Regions from separate parts of the Homo sapiens genome. Here region 1 is linked to region 2. A link is an interaction called in ENCODE POLR2A ChIA-PET data of the cell type or tissue named here. Cell type or tissue: HepG2. All regions are shown on one strand. Links, peaks and the distances in the headings refer to the core of each region. The heading gives the core; the rest is flanking DNA. Region 1 overlaps CIDEC (cell death inducing DFFA like effector c). Region 2 holds the start of PRRT3-AS1 (PRRT3 antisense RNA 1).

Region 1 (8,319 bases), core at 90-8,089, 82 kb before region 2:
TGGCCAAGGAAGGGGCAGTCACCCCCTGCCCCCTGCCTGGCCACAGACAAAAACCATCAGAAGGCTGTCTGTGGGGCCCCAGAACCATGTGGTAATCGCCTAAGGAGTTGGAGCCCTTTAGCCTCAAGAAGAGGGTGGGGGACACAGCACCCTTCTGAAACCTAAACCACATTCTGGCCTGAGCCGTTTTACACTGTCTGTGCAAAGGTTGTGAGGGCCTCTAAGTGGGTCCTCTTGTTTCCCTGTCTTCTGAGGCCCAGGGCTTTCTCAGGGCCTCCGTGGGTCCCCCCCCTGCACCCATCACATAGAGCCTGGGTCCTGTCTGCCAGGCTCACACTCCCCACACCCATCTTGCTGTCCTATTTCCATCCCTACGACAGCCCCCTGGGCACTGCCAGTCCCTCTCTTAGAAGACTTTCACAGGCCCTGCCCTTCCGTTTTGTCAATCTAGTTAATGGCACCTTCTCCTAGAGAAGCCCTCCCTGAGCATCTCATCTGCAGTAGGGTCACCCCCATCTTCCACCCTCACTTTTCCTGGTGTTTCCTTCCTAGCCCGTCCCTATTGGGAGTTTTCTGCACTTACAGACCAGTCTCTCTCGCCCACCCGGGGGCCAGCGTGTCTGTCTTCTCTGTCCCAGCACACTGAATGATTATTTGTTGGTATAAATGAAACAGGAAGGCCCCTGAGGTGCTGGGACTGGCAGCCCTTCACCCCAGGTGAGGAAGGAGCCTTGAGGAAGGGGAGAGGACCAGAGTTAGTGGCCTTTCCCCACCCTGAGGGTCAGCCCCGGGCAGGGCGGGTCACTGAGTCTTGGGGGACCTGATGCCTGTGCCCTTGATGGTGGCCCGCAGGGGACGCAGCCGCACTGGGTCAGCTGTGGTCCTGGGGCAGTCGCGTCCAGGCAGGCGGCACTTAGGAAGGACAAACTCCAAAACCCAGGGATCCAAAGGATCCATGGGAAGATCGGGTGGCTCAGGGGAGTGACTCCCCGGCTTGGTCGGCGCTTTGAGGCCCCGGGGACCCAGCGGAGAGGGCTCGGGTGAGGCATCTGGAGGCGCTGAATGGGGCCGGGAGCCGCGGGACCCGCAGAGGGCGCCTGTCCGTGTGGGCGCAGCAGCGCCTAGAGGGAGGCGGCCCCGGCAGCCCGCAGGGGTCAGGCTCTGCTGGAGCAGGGGCGTCCCTGTCTCCGCTTCCCAGCGCAGGCTGGGTGGGGCCGATGGCCATTAAAGCCCCGCCCCCCGCGGCTCACCGCCGCCTGGCCCCGTCCCCGAGGCCAGAAAAGAGGAGACCCGAGGCCGTCAGACCGCCTGTCAAGGGCTGTCCTGGAGCCTGGCACCTTCCCCTCGCTCCCCGTCTGACCCCCAGAGGCCGTGCTGTCCAGGCTGACCCCGACTCTGAGCCATCGGGATGCCTGTCCACGCCTCCACTCCTGGGCCACTTCCCCGTGGGGCGAGCAGAAGGGCGGGCCGGGTGGGAATCTGTTGTACCCAGGGAAGGGAATTGCCAACAGGCCCAGAGAGTTTGAAGCCTGGGGTACTGTCACCAACAGGCCAGTAGCCTCGCAGCTGGGCCCTGCCCTAGAGTCTTCCTGCAGCAGGGCGCTTCTCCGGAGGAGCTGTGAATGTTTTCCCGGGTGGGGCTGAAGCCAGAGCCCAGAGGTTTGCCCCTGGGGCACGGATCCTCCAGGTCACTCGCCCCCCTACGGGCTGCAGTGAAGAAGGCTCTGAGGGGAGGATGGCCAGCGCCTCCCCTGCAAGGATAGGGGCCCCTGGGAACCCATTCCTGCTCTGGGGATTGCCTCCCTCCCCTACATCAGAGCCATCCACCGCAGAAGCTTGGCCAAGCTGACCACTCTGTCAGTGATCTCTGCCAGGGAGGCTGAAAGAACATCCAGCCCCACCCGTGGTCCCTTCCCGCCTCAGGCTATGTGACAGTATGACTCTCCACCTATTTCTTCGTTTCCACTGGAAACACTAGTAAAACAATTCCTCAGCCTCGACCCCAGGGAGCGGCCCCCACTAAACCAGCTGACGTGGGACCCCTGGGTCAATGCTGGCCAGGAGATGCGGCTGACATCAAAGACCCTGGGCCCCTGGGCCCCCTACAACCCTGGTCACGGTGGCCATGGGATTCCAGGCAGCACACATCTCAGAATCAGTATTTCCCCCACCCCACAAAAAATACATATATGGGTCGGGCGCGGTGGCTTGCGCCTGTAATCCCAGCACTTTGGGAGGCCGAGGCCGGCGGATCACGAGGTCAGGAGATCGACACCATCCTGGCTAACACGGTGAAACCCCGTCTCTACTAAAAATACAAAAAATTAGCTGGGCGTGGTGGCGGGTGCCTGTAGTCCCAGCTACTTGGGAGGCTGAGGCAGGAGAATGGCATGAACCCGGGAGGCGGAGCTTGCAGTGAGCCGAGATCACACTACTGCACTCCAGCCCAGGCGACAGAGTGAGACTGCGTCTCAAAAAAAAAAAAATTATATGCACAAATATGGGCATCGCTGGTAAGAAGAGTGGCAAAAACACAAGTGGTTCTCTTGTTTTGGGCTCAGACATGTGACTGTGGCATCACAGGCCCCCGGGATTTAGAATTCTTCTGAAAGGCATCCTGTGCACTCCCGAGCACCAGCTTGAACAGATGAAAAGGCTGAGCTGGAGGGGCTGGGACACAGTCCACCTTGACGACAGCTGCTCCTGGCTGTGCGGGGGGCCCCAGGAAAGGCCGTTCCCCCACTAGGACCGCCAGGCCCTACAGAGGCTCAAACTCCTTTGCTGTTTGGAATCTTCCCTCCCCAGCCCCCAAGCCTCATCAGAGGCTGCCTTTTCTGTTCACTGACCACAGCTGCTTTGACTCCATTAGCCTCGAGCTCCTGGAAGAAAAGAAAGAACCTTGTTTTCCCTGGGCTCAATGCCAAGAGACCATGGGCAGTTGCTCAAGATTCACTTGTGAAACTCCGGATCTCAGGAGGAGGGAAGCTTGGGACAAATACCGAGCCTCCCACCCCCACTCCAACTCTGTTACTGAGCACTTTACGGAAGGAGCAGGTAGGCCCCGCCACAGCTTCATCAAGGGTGGACTGGGATAGCTTCTGTGCTAATACAAACATCAGGCCTCCCTGCCAGACAGCCCACCCCATGGAGCCAGCCTGGCACCGGGCCAGCCTCCAGCCATAACTGCAAAAGAGCAGGAGAGCCCGGAATAGCAGGCCCTCTTCAGCGAGCTTCAGCCGCTTTGCCCATAGGCTGCAGGGTTTGGGTCCGCTGCCATAAATAGCTCCCAGACCATCTTTGGTAATATAGGCCTTTGCCTTAGTATTTACTACATCCAAATAGGCTTTATAGTAAGAGTAGTGAAACAATAGGTTTTGTTTTGTTTTTCGTTTTTTGTTTGTTTGTTTCTTTTTTGAGACGGAGTCTCACTCTGTCGTCCAGGCTAGAGTGCAATGGCACAATCTCGGCTCACTGCAACCTGCACCTCCCAGGTTCAAGCAATTCTCCTGCCTCAGCCCCCCGAGTAGCTGAGATTACAGGTGCCCACCACCATGCCCGGCCAATATTTTGTACTTTTAGTAGAGACGGGATTTGGCCATGTTGGCCAGGCTGCTCTCAAATGCCTGACCTTGTGATCCACCCGCCTTGGCCTCCCAAAGCGCTGGGATTACAGGCGTGAGCCACTGCGGCTGGCTGTGATAGAGTTTTTGAATCCTCTTTTTTTTTTTTCCCAGAGACAGGCTCTCACTCTGTTGCCCAGGCTGGAGTGCAGTGGCACAATCATAGCTCACTGCAGCCGCGACCTACTGGGCTCCAGTGAACCTCCTGCCTCAGGCTCCTGAGTAGCTGGGACTACAGCCACCATGCTCTGCTAATTTTTTTTTATTATCTAGTGTAGAGACAGGGTCTGGCTATGTTGCCCAGGCTGCTCTTGAACTCCTGGCCTCAAGCGATACTCCTGCCTCAGCCTCCCAAAGTGCCGGGATATCCGGCATGAGCCACTGCACCTGGCCAAGTTTTTAAATCTTTCAGTCACAGACTAAATAAAACAGTCACCTACAAGTTCTACAAGTTCAGCCTTTTTTTTTTTTTTTTGAGATGGAGTCTCGCTCTGTCACCCAGGCTGTAGTGCAGTGGCACGATCTTGGCTTACCACAACCTCTGCCTCCCAGGTTCAAGCGATTCTACTGCCTCAGCCTCCCAAACAGCTGGGAGTACAGGCGCCTGCCATGCTGGCCAGCTAATTTTTTTGTTTTTAATAGAAACCGGGTTTCACCATGTTGGTCAGGCTGGTCTTGAACTCCTGACCTCAGGTAATCTGCCTGGCTCGGCCTCCCAAAGTGCTGGGATTACGGCGTGAGCCACCATGCCCAGCCTAAGTTCAGCCTTTCATGCTTGTCTTGAGTTGTCCAATACTGGAAAATGCCAGCTCACACTGATGAGAAGCTCCTACTCTTTGGGGCTACCTATGAGCCCACTTTGAAATCCCGAGGTTGAAAGTCCTGAACATGAAAGATAAGCTGTCTGGCAAGTTAGGATGGGCATTGATGGAGAAATGCCTTACAGCTTGAGTAGTACTTTTTCACCTAACCACTTAAACGGTTATTATAAAATGGGACACTGAGAAATTAGAAGAGTGACTTAATCCCACCTGCTCAATTGAAGCTCCTCTGATAGGTGAATTTAATTAGGAAATTGTTACTTATGGTATCAATTACATGGTCAGCTCAAGCCTCAAATTCAGCTGACTTTAGTTTCAAAATCAACTGCAATTTTGTTTTTTAAGGAGCCTGGGGTCTTGCTATTGTGCTCCAGCCTGGCCTTGAACTCCTGGTCTCAAGGGATGCTTCCACCCCAGCTTGCTGAGTATCTGGGACTGCAGGCACGTGTCACTGTGCCCAGCTGTTTTTTTTTTTCTTCTTTGGTAGAAAAAGTGCCATTAGCTGTAATCCTACATTAAAGAGAATACTTTGACAATAGATTCGTCTCTTCCTTTAGCCCCCTCCAACCTTCCAGATAAAACCCCACCCCAAAGAACACAGGCAAAGAAGATACATCAGCCTCAATAATTTATTGCAAACTCCCTAATATCACATGCTAGTGCGCTTGCGAATTCACTCAGGAATGTTCCGGGATGGGGGCCAGAAGGTAGAGAGCACCATGAAAGTACAGCCTGCGAGGCCAGATTGCTAAGGGGCAGACTTCATGCCAATGGAGGGACAGACTTCAGGACCAGTCTGGATGGGCTAAGCTGCCTTGGGCAGGAAGGAGCTGGATCAGGCCAGGAGCTTGAGGTTCTCCTTTGGCCAACCCACCCCAGGTTTCCAGCTCCTCCTCCTCACTCAGGGTCCTGCGCGGTGAGGGAGGTGTGGGGAGGTTCGCGGCTCTACAGCTGCCAGGCTTGTGGGCACTACCAGTTAAGCGTGAGGCCCCCAGTCAGTCCTTCACTGGGGAAAGCTTCCAAGGACTTGGGCTTTCACTGCAGTATCTTCAGACAGGTCGGGATAAGGGATGAGGCCTTGCCCTTGGGGGGCTGCCCTTCCTCCGTAGCATCGAGGAGCTGCTGCAGGTAACAGGAGGTGCCAAGCAGTACGTGGCCTGTGGCCTGCATGCTGAAGAGGGCCCAGCGGAAAGCTTCCCTGGGTGGAATGAGAGGGCACGCAAGTCAAAACCACGAAGTAGGTCGGGCATGGCGTTCACGCCTGTAATCCTAGCACTTTGGGAGGCCATGGAGGGCGGGTAACCTGAGGTCAGGAGTTTGAGACTAGCATGGCCAACATGGCGAATCTCTGTCTCTACTAAAAATACAAAAACTAGGCAGGCATAGTGGTGGGTGACTGTAATCCCAGTTACTCCAGAGCCTGAGGCAGGAGAATCGCTTGAACCCAGGAGGCGGAGGTCACAGTGAGCCGAGGTGGCACCACTGCACTCCAGCCTGGGTGACAGAGCAAGATTCAGTCTCAAAAAACAATCAAACAAAAAACACAAGGCTGGGCTTGGTGGCTCATGCCTGTAATCCTATAACTTTAGGTGGCCGAGGTGGGTGGATCATTTGAGGTCAGGAGTTTGAGACCAGCCTGGCCAACATGGCGAAACCCCGTCTCTACTAAAAAATACAAAAAATTAGCCGGGCGTGGTGGCAGACACCTGTAATCTCAGCTACTCGGGAAGCTGAGGCACGAAAATCACTTGAACCTGGGAGACAGAGGTTGTAGTGAGCTGAGATTGTGCCACTGCACTCCAGCCTGGGTGACAGAGTGAGTCTCTGTCTCAAAAATAAATAAATACATAATAAATAAAAACAAGAGTGTACCCCCTCCCTGCACCCCCTTATTCCCATGCTGGCCTGGAAGGGATTGGTTTCATTATGTTTGTTTTCTTCATTAATAACATTTGAATACCACTGAGGTGGTAGCACTAAAAGCATTTCATCAATTCTAGAGCGATGTGCAAATAGGAACAGATGCTGCAGATGGGATCAAGATTAGTGCGAGGACCTGCAATTCCACCTTAACTGAGATGCCCGGAACCTCCCTACTTTCTCATGCAAAACCCCAGCTCATTTCATAAGGCTTTTATTTTTCTACTACTACTTTGGACCAACCAGATTAATCTCCATAACATGGTTCTGCACCTTGAGACACTCTGTTCTAGACTCTGAGGCCTGTCCAAGCCACCTGCAGTCTAGCTCATGTTCAGAGTGCTGGACATGAAGACATCCATGCCTGGCATGAGCATGTACTGAGAACAGAACCTGAATCAGGCAGGCCTAAGTCCTAATCCAGTCTTATTAGCTGGGTGAACTTCAGCAAACTGCTCTAGCTTTGAGCTTCAGCTTCCTCATGGGTAAAATGGGATTGCACCTGCCACCCAGGGTCATAAGGCTGAAATAGCATAAAGCAATTAACATGGGGTTGGATGTTTGGAAAGTAGGGGAAATGGGGAAGCGGGAGCGGGTTCTAACCTCACATATTCTCATGCTTCTTGAGACATTTGGTTAGACTTTCAAAAATAAGTTTTAAGAAAAGTTCATTATATAGTACAAATGACTCTGGTCCATAAGACTTGCAAATTAATTCTGTCATATGGAGGGAAGATTATTTCATCCCTCCCATTCCCACAGGGGAAAAAGCCCAATTTTGTATGTATACATTTATCTCTCTTTTTCTTCGTTTTAGAGACAAGGTCTCATGCTGTTGCCCAGGCTGGAGTACACAGTAGTATGGTCATATCTCACTGCAGCCTCAAACTCCTGGGCTCAAGCAATCCTCCCACCTAGCTGGGATTATAGGTACATACTACCACTGCCAGCATTTTGTGTGTGTGTGTGTGTGCGCACACACGGGCGTGTGATAAAGACAGGGTCTCACTGTGTTGCCGAGGCTGGTCTCAAACTCATGGGCTCAACAGATCCTCCTGCCTTGACCTCCCAAAGTGCTGGGATCCCAGGTGAGAGCTGCTGCACTCAACCTATCTCATCATTCTTCCTGGACCTGTATATATGTGGGATTTTGAAATCTCCTTTGAGCTGATTGTAACTTCTTGCTAGTTCTCTCATTAATTAATGAATTCAATTAAGTCTTTGACACGTGCTTTTTTTTGTTTTTTTTTCCGAGACAGTCTTGCTCTTTTGCCCAGGCTGGAGTGCAGTGGCAGAATCTTGGCTCACTGCAACCTCTGCCTCCTAGCTTCAAGCGATTCTCCTGCTTCAGCCTCCTGAGTAGTTGGGATTACAGGCATGCACCACGATGTCCAGCTAGTTTTCATATTTTTGTAGAGATTAGGTTTTGCCATGTTGGCCAGGCTGGTCTCAAACTCCTGACCTCAAGTGATCCACCCACCTTGGCCTCTCAAAGTGCTGGGATTACAGGCATGAGCCACCGTGCCTGGCCAACACATGTTCATTTTTATAAAATTGACTAGAAGACTACTTAGGAAAACTTCCTATTTCAATGAAAAAATGTAGTTACTAGAGTGGAAAGTAGTCATAAAAATAAAATGCATCCAGGTTCCACCAGGAGGAACACGTGCACCCCTGGGCACACGCCGGTGTCGTCCACAGCACTTCGAGAGCCCATCAGGCTCCGTGTTGTCTGATACAGGCTATGCTTTGTCAGCACCAAAGCCAGACCCAGGCGCTGAGAAGGCTGAGTCCATGTGGACAGATAGGGGCTCTCCCATTGCCTGTACCCACCCTGTCCCCAGGAAATCCCAATTTGCTCACTTCATGATGCGCTTGGCCCCACAGCAGTGCAGATCATAGGAAAGGGAGTATGTATCATAAAAAGTCGCCTTCACGTTCAGGCAGCCAATGAAGTC
Region 2 (8,319 bases), core at 273-8,272:
CCTGCCTAGGCTGCATGGGGGCAGGGCCAGGTCGCTGTAAGAAGTGTAGCCCTGGCTATCAGCAGGTGGGCTCCAAGTGTCTCGGTGAGTCTCCTGCTGATGGGACACAGGCACCTGGGAGTGCCTCACCCAGCATGAATGGTGAAGAGGCTGGAATATGGGCAGGTGGGGGAAGGAAGGGTGGAATGTTGCCTGGGCAAGGGCAGAGGGGAGTGTTGAGAGATGGACAAGATGGAGTCAGGGTGCTGGGTGGGGGGCCCTAGCAGGACTCTGACCCCTCCCTCCCCTCAAGATGTGGATGAGTGTGAGACAGAGGTGTGTCCGGGAGAGAACAAGCAGTGTGAAAACACCGAGGGCGGTTATCGCTGCATCTGTGCCGAGGGCTACAAGCAGATGGAAGGCATCTGTGTGAAGGAGCAGATCCCAGGTGAGCCCTGGGGCGGGAGAGGGGAGGTCCTCATTCAAAGAGAAGGCAGGCAAGCCCCTTCCCCAGGTAGCAGTGGCAGCTCCAGGCCCTGCCCCATCCCTACTGCCACCCAGCCCCCTGGAGGCTGCACTGAGACCGGGCTCTACATCTGATCTCCAGGTTGGCTCTCAGCAGCCTTATACCTTCCAGGGTACAAAGGGAATCAGACCTGGCATCAAATCAGTCTGCCTCCTTAACCTGTTTCCTCATCTATCCAATGGGACCAGTGTTTGCCCTGGCCTGCTGAGAGCTGTCCTAGGCCGGGGGTGTGGTGAGATGCAGGGTAATCACAACGATGATGGCAGGGACCATTTCCCCAGCAATTACTGTGTCAGATGCTGTTCTAGGTGCATTCCCCATCTTAACTGATTTAACCCCTGAAACAACCCGACGCTGGAAGTTGGGTTCTCATCCCCACTCTACATATGTAAAAATGAAGATGCAGAGAGATGAAGCTACTTTCCCAGGGCTATATGGCAAGCAAGTCGCAAAGCTGGGATCCCAATCCAGACAGTCTGACCGTGGAACGAGACTCATACACGTAATAAATGCTCTGCCCCCAACTTGTCCACCACATGGCCTTGGCAAGTCCAACCCCTTTACCTCTCTGAGCCTCACTTTCCCATTTAGTGAGACAGGGATGGTAACTGCCCCTTGCAGGGTGGTTTTGAGCAGTAAATGTAGTGTGCCTGGCTTGCTGGGCAGGCCTGGTGGCCATGATGATCAGGTGTGTGGGAGTTCTGGGGAGACTCCAAGAACTACCAGGAACAGGGATACGAGTGCCAGGCTGCATCTCTTGCTCCTCTGCAGAGTCAGCAGGCTTCTTCTCAGAGATGACAGAAGACGAGTTGGTGGTGCTGCAGCAGATGTTCTTTGGCATCATCATCTGTGCACTGGCCACGCTGGCTGCTAAGGGCGACTTGGTGTTCACCGCCATCTTCATTGGGGCTGTGGCGGCCATGACTGGCTACTGGTTGTCAGAGCGCAGTGACCGTGTGCTGGAGGGCTTCATCAAGGGCAGATAATCGCGGCCACCACCTGTAGGACCTCCTCCCACCCACGCTGCCCCCAGAGCTTGGGCTGCCCTCCTGCTGGACACTCAGGACAGCTTGGTTTATTTTTGAGAGTGGGGTAAGCACCCCTACCTGCCTTACAGAGCAGCCCAGGTACCCAGGCCCGGGCAGACAAGGCCCCTGGGGTAAAAAGTAGCCCTGAAGGTGGATACCATGAGCTCTTCACCTGGCGGGGACTGGCAGGCTTCACAATGTGTGAATTTCAAAAGTTTTTCCTTAATGGTGGCTGCTAGAGCTTTGGCCCCTGCTTAGGATTAGGTGGTCCTCACAGGGGTGGGGCCATCACAGCTCCCTCCTGCCAGCTGCATGCTGCCAGTTCCTGTTCTGTGTTCACCACATCCCCACACCCCATTGCCACTTATTTATTCATCTCAGGAAATAAAGAAAGGTCTTGGAAAGTTAAAAGGCATCAGTCTTACTACCTGTCCCACCACCCCCACCTTAGGGAAATGTCCTAGAATCCTGGGAAATTGAGGGCTTCTTTGATGGTGAGTGGAGAAAAGATAGAGGAGAAGGTTGCCCCTGAAGTGCTGTTAGGAGAAGGAGGATAGAGGAATCAGCCTTAGGAGGGTTCCATGCCAGCTGTCATTTGGCAAAGGACCCTGGACAGATGACTTTTGCCTCTGAACTTCACTCTTCTCTTTCCTCAAATGGGCTTCATAATGCTTTCCACTCAGGCTTAACATGAGAATTAAATGAGGTGACAAATGTGAAGACCTGGACAGTACACAACAGATATTCAATAAAAGTGTGGTCGCCATTATGACCAGAGCCTCCAAGCCTCAAGCAACCTTTCCTCGGAGTCCTGCTCTCCGTCCAATACACAGGACTTAGAATGACTGGGAGGCAGGGCCTCCAGTCTCTCCTTCCTCCTATGAGTACAGGATCCTGGCATGGCCAGAGGGAAGCATGAGCCAAGTCCTAAGGGTTTATTTCTTTGGCACAAAGAGGACAATCTAGACAAGCGAGGCTCATCACTCCACGTTGGGGAGTCTGGGGCACCTGCTCCCTGTTCTTCATGCCCGAATCCATGCACACCCACCCTGTATTCCGCATAAGACACGGCCTCTGTGCAAAATGCCGGCTGAAAAAAAAATAGAAATATTAAAAGCAAAAAACGGCATGGGGGTGGGGTGAGTTCAAACCTGGCTGTCCCCCGGGGGTTGCCGTCAGGTAGAGAGGCCTGGGGATGCCTTTTTTTTTTTTTTTTTTTTTTTTTTTTTTGAGACGGAGTCTCACTCTTGTCACCCAGGCTGGAGTGCAATGGCGTGGTCTCGGCTCACTGCAACCTCTGCCTCCCTGTTCAAGCAATTCTCCCGCCTCAGCCTCCCGAGTAGCTGGGACTACAGGCGTGTGCCACCTGGCTAATTTTTTTGTATTTTTAGTAGAGACGAGGGTTTCGCTATGTTCGAGACCAGGAGGCTGATCTCGAACTCCTGACCTCGTGTTCCACCCACCTCGGCCTCCCAAAGTGCTGGGATTCCTGGCGTGAGCCACCGCGCCTGGCCAGGATGCCCATTTTTTAAAGGCTCAACTGTCCCAGTAGGCCATGCCATGTGGGCATCGGGCAGGGTCCTGGCCCTGCGTCAGGACCGCTCTTCAAAGCTCGATGGTATCACTGGAGGCGCTGCGGGATTCCCCAGGCTTGCCGCGCGGCTGGACCTCTCCCTGGCCGTCCCCCTGCCGAGCGGCGGTAGAATCAGGGGCTGGGGTCGGGGCAGGCAGTAGCTGTACCGTGCTGGGCAACTCATCTAGGGGCAGACTGTCCACTGATGACAGCCCGTGGCGCCAGGGGTTCCAACTGATCTTGAGTGAACCCCTGGAGAAGCTGTCGAGGGAGCTGCCAGAAGCCGCAGCGGCTGCCCCGTCGGGTGCTTCCACTACGTGCTGTGGGACCGGCCCGCGCACGCGCACGTCGCTGAGCGACCTGCAGCGGCCGCGGAGGAGCGAGGAGCCAGCGTCGTCGAGCTCGGCTTTGGGATGGCTGCCCCGGCGCGGCCGCAGAGCGCCTCCAGGCGGCGGGGAGGCCAGGCCGCGGAGGCCGCAGCGCTGGAACACACTGTCTCGCACTAGGTGCTCGCGGAAGAGCGCGGCGTCGATGCTGCGGCTCAGGTTGATGGGCGATGGCGGCCGCAGATCCAGCTCGCTCAGCGATGGCGCCGGTCCCACACCGTTGCGGGACAGTCCCGGGCCACCCTGGGGTCCGCGACCCAACGACGCAGCCGAGCCCCAGGCGCCTGAACTGGGCGTGGCCAGCTGCCCACTCTCCGCCGGGTTGCGGATGAGGCTCTTGCTGATGTCCAAGCTGCCTGCACCAACGTTGCTGGGCCCTGCATAGCAGTTATTGGGTCGCTCCGGCACCTCGCTCTTTCCTGACGGCGCCGGGCACGCCAGACGCATCAGCTTAGCCCAGCAAGCGTGCTCCGTGGGCGGCCTGGGTCTCGCGGCAGCCACCGCGGCCAACGCCAGGGCGAGCGCCCATGTCAGCTCCAGGAGGCGCAGCCAGAAGTGGACACCCCACCAGGCCCACGAGAAGCGGCCCACGCGGCCTGGGCCCGGGTACAGCCAGAGCGCAGCCGCCAGCTGCAAGCCGCTAGCCAGCAGCCCCAGCGCGCCCGCCACAGCCAACAGCCGAGGGCCCGGGCTGGCATCCCAGCCCCGTGGGCCGTCCAGCAGGCGGCGACGGCACAGGCAGAGCGTGCCCAGAGCCACGGCCGCGCCCCAGGCGCACGACAAGCCCTGCGTCAGGAGGTTGAGCACAGACCATGTGGACAGCAGGTCTGTCGCGAGCAACCCTACACCATGCACCAGCGCCACTGCTCCCAGCAGGAGTGGGTTTTGCAGCGGTGGCGGCAGCCCCGCGCCCAGGCCGAGCAGAGTCAGGGCTGCCAGCGCCGTAAGCAGCAAGGGGAAGGGCAGGTTGTAGAGCACCAGGCCCCCGCGAACGCCCAGCCGCGCCTGCGAGCCGTAAGGGTCGGTAAGCATGTAGGCGGATCGCAGCGCCGAAGCCACGAGCACCAGCACCGCGGCCACCAATGCCAGCCGGGGCCCTGCTGGGGCGGCTGCCAGCGCAGCCAGCGCCAACAACGCGGGCAGCAGAAAGAGTACCCCCACCCCGTAGACGTGCAGCTCCCAGGAGAAGCTCAGGACCCGCCGAAGGGGGCCCCAGCGTAGCGGGGGTGCAGTGGCGTTGGCTGGGGGGCTGGAGGCTGGGGCTGAAGCCATGGAGCTGGCGGTGGGCTCCGGAGGGGGAGGCTGGCCCAGGGCTCGCTGCGTGGTGACTCGAATGAGGCCCCGGCGTGACGTCGAGGGGGCCTGGACTGGGGGTGCTGGGGGATGGCTTTGGGGGCGCCCCGGCCACTCCTCGGCTTCATCTGCAATTATAACAATATTAAAATAGCCATTTGAAAAGTGCTTTTGATTTTGTATCACCCTCTAGTGTGGTTGGCAAGTCATTTAACTTTTCCAAACAAATCTGCAAAATGGAGATAACAGCACCTGCCTCATTGCGTTGTGAAGAAGATGAAATGTTTAGCCCGGTGCCCAACACCCAGTAAGTGCTAAATGGATGTCAGCTATCATTTTCATTAATGCTACTATCAGGGAGGTAGTACCCCAGCAGTTCGACACATGGGCTGCATATTAGAATCTTCTGGAGACCAAGGAATAAGAATTTCTTGGGACGTGGCTTGGGCATTGGAATTTTTTTCTTTTTTTCTTTTGACAGGTTCTCACTCTGTCATCCAGGCTGGTGTGCAGTGGTGCAATGTGGGCTTACTGCAGCCTTGACCTCCAGGACAAGTGATCTCCCACCTCAGCCTCCGGAATAGCTGGGACTACAGGTATGCACCACCACGCCCAACTAATTTTTATATATTTTTTTTGTTCTAAACATATCCATGTTACATATTAGAACATTCTAGCCCCAAAAGGGCAAATGACTTCTCCCAGATTTCCCAGTGAGTATGAATTTATTATCCTAGGTTGTTTGAAGGAGGCCCTGGGCAACTCCTTTAAGGAGGTGATTGTCTCCATTCATTCCCCACCCTCCGCCCCCATACATCCCCAACAGAGGTTCTCAGTTACTAGACAGAGCACTCCCTCTCCCCACACCCCAGCCATGCTCTCACCTGGCTGCAGGGCCCCCATGGGGCTCTCTGTTCGGTTTACAGCTGGGCCAGGGTCTGAGGGACCAGGGATGAGAGACTTGGGGGTGCCTGGGGCCTCCACAGCTCCTCTCACCCGCTGGGGGGAGATGGGGTCTGCTCCATTCATTGCTGCTCTCTCTGAAATGACAAAGCAGTCATCACCTTACCTGACCCTCCTATGGTCCTCCTAATCCCTCAGGATTGAGTCACAATCAACCTCATTTGCCACAAAGAGGAAAATGAGACCTAGAGGGACCCAGGGTCAAACAGAATTGAGGCATCCAGCTGCCCCAGAACATCGCTCAGCACACTCATTGATACCCACCTGGCTTAGACGGCCGATCAGGAGCCTCTGAGGCGGGTGGATCCGTGGGCTGGGGTCCTGGTGAATCCTTAGCGTCAGGAAGGTCAGCCTGCTTGGGCGGGGGACCTGGGGAGCTGACTTCCCAGGACACCTCAGCGCCAGCCCTCTTGGGGGTCTCAACCGGCAGCTCCTCAGCAGGAGGAAGGCTTCTGGCCAATGCCAAGTCTGGCTGGGCCCCTGGCTCCTGAGAGTACACCACCTCAACTGGGGGTACTGAGCCAACATCAGGGGCTGCTGGATCCTGCTGGGTGAAGTGGGGACCTTGAGCTGCCTCCTGCAAGTGTTCCTCAAACCCACCCTGTCCTTCCAGCACTGGCCTCTTGACAGTACCTGAGTGGGAAACAAGGGTGTGGGGTGGGCCCTGGTGGTCTGAGGGAGAAGTGGGTGGGACCCTGCTCTTAGTTTTGGCCTTCAGACCCTCATCTCTAGGTGGCCACTGTCCCTCTTGGCCTTCATGCTGCAGGGAGGGAGGAACTGTGGCTACCCTGAGTTGACGTCTGGGAGTTGTGGGGATGAAAGTGAGATGAGGGTGGCCCACTGGGTGGGGAGCCACTGCTTCTTGCTGCAGAAGCTCTTGTGAGTCCAGAGGTCCTGTCCAGCCGTGGGAGCTTGGTCCTTGAGCCATCTGGAGGTCATCAGTTACTGGGAGTCGTTCTCTCTGAGCTCCTTGTGCTGCTTTGGGCCCGTACAGGGCTGGGCCAAGGGGAGAGGCTACAGGCTTCTCAGGCATCTCTTCAGCAGGGGCGTGGCGGACATCAGAGTTCCTGTGACTGTCAGCTCTGGGGTTCTCCGGGAACACGTCAAAGGCCTGGGGCTCTGAGCCCACAGAGCCCTTGGGGTGGGCTCCAGGGATCATAGGGATTTCGGAGTTTTCAAGTGGCCTGGGAAAGCCCCTCCCCAGGGCAGGGCCAGTCCCCAGGAGTGGCAGCAGCAACAGCAGAAGGCCACATACACAGCCCCATGGGCTGGAGGCCATGGTCTACTCCGATGCCTGGGCCTAAAGCCCCCACCTTCCAGTCCTCACTGGATGAGCCTAAAAAAAAAACAGGGCATGGAATGACATGTGAGGGCTGGGGGCCCCCATGCCTTCCTCAAGGGGCTGACAGGAAAGAAAAGCAACGCAAGGCAGCAGCTTCTCTGCTTTTAAAATTGCTGGACGTGGCACTTGCCCTGCTTTAAAACCTTCAGTGGCTCCCCATTTCCCTCAAGAAAGAACATAAGCTCCTCTCCTGGCCTTCCAAGACCCTGGCCACCACAAGCTGTTCATCTGTCCTCCAACACCCACTGGACTGTGTGGCTCCCATGCCTTTTGCTTCTGCTGTTCTGTCAGCAGGGAATGCTCTCTCCCTTCCCCTTCACTTACTGAAATCCTGTTCTTTTTGAGACGGAGTCTTGCTCTGTCGCTCAGGCTGGAGTGCAGTGGCGTGATCTCGGCTCACTGCAACCTCCACCTCCCAGGTTCAAGTGATTCTCCTGCCTCAGCCTCCCGAGTAGCTGGGGTTACAGACATGTGCCACCACACCTGGCTAATTTTTATATTTTTAATAGAGATGGGGTTTTGCCATGTTGGCAAGGCTAGTCTTGAACTCCTGACCTCAGGTAATCTGCCCATCTTGGCCTCCTAAAGTGCTGGGATTACAGGCATGAGCCACTGCACCCTGCCTGAAATGTTATTCCTAAAGGCCCACTTCAAAAATGAGAGACGTGGAGAGGGAGAGGAATATGCACCGGCCTTTGGCGAGGGGCCTGAGTTTGAATCCCAGTGTCTTCATTTCCTGGGGGAGTCATTTCACCTCTCTGCATCATAGTTTTCCCATCAGTAAAATGGGGATAATAAGCATGCCTAACTCAAGGCATGAGACAAATAACCAAACAGGTATGGGCGAGGTTCATACCTGATGCTTGACAAGCGTTACACATTCCTCTTCCCGCCTTCCTTCCCTCATCTTCCTGGGCACTTGTCACTCTGGTCTGATTCTATAATAATCTCCTGCCTCTTATTTCAAACCTGCAGCCTCCAGTATATACCTGGCCCCACGTGGATATCCCCTAAAAGTTCCTGTTCTCGAGAGCCTGTCAGTGGGCCAGGGAGGCAGGAAGGGGCCCCACCACCAGGAGAGGTTTCATGGAGGGTGCGAGAGCTGAAGCCTGGGTGTGTTTGGCGGCAGAGGCCCTGCTCTTTTCCTCTCTGGGGAGCAGCTGTCCCCAAAGCTTCCTGGCTGTTAACCCATGGTGGCTCACAGACACCTTAAGAAGCCACTGAAAACC

What was found. ChIA-PET counts read pairs that join two places held together with the same protein. Peaks named below come from ENCODE experiments on the same cell type or tissue, not always from the same donor. Only the 100,000 strongest peaks of a DNase experiment are listed, where the experiment ranks them.
Region 1: POLR2A ChIA-PET joins it to region 2 with 28 read pairs; 18 of 35 experiments call an interaction of 5 or more read pairs at or near these places.

What each region holds. Positions count from the first base shown.
Region 1 is chr3:9,861,658-9,869,976 of GRCh38, forward strand. It overlaps CIDEC (cell death inducing DFFA like effector c), which reads right to left. Exons shown (of 7, transcript NM_001321142.2): 6 at 8,225-8,319; 7 at 5,057-5,639. The coding sequence ends at 5,477. Among named protein-coding and RNA genes, the nearest start is that of CIDEC, 14 kb to the right of the region's middle. RefSeq lists silencers at 1,028-1,322, 2,428-2,722. In HepG2, for the core only: a CTCF peak has its summit at 1,120 (motif pointing right); DNase peaks (open chromatin) are centred at 1,154, 2,614 and 3,164; H3K4me3 peaks cover 2,448 bases.
Region 2 is chr3:9,943,089-9,951,407 of GRCh38, forward strand. CRELD1 (CRELD disulfide isomerase 1) reads left to right here. Exons shown (of 11, transcript NM_001077415.3): 9 at 1-84; 10 at 293-427; 11 at 1,277-2,318. The coding sequence ends at 1,491. It overlaps PRRT3 (proline rich transmembrane protein 3), which reads right to left. Exons shown (of 4, transcript NM_207351.5): 2 at 6,013-7,084; 3 at 5,670-5,825; 4 at 2,454-4,913. The coding sequence starts at 7,027. The coding sequence ends at 3,139. PRRT3-AS1 (PRRT3 antisense RNA 1) reads left to right here and starts at 4,316. Exons shown (of 4, transcript NR_046734.1): 1 at 4,316-4,516; 2 at 4,979-5,092; 3 at 5,267-5,381. RefSeq lists enhancers at 2,584-3,246, 3,909-4,570. In HepG2, for the core only: CTCF peaks have their summits at 3,550 and 4,217 (motif pointing right); DNase peaks (open chromatin) are centred at 3,503 and 4,273; H3K4me3 peaks cover 2,370 bases.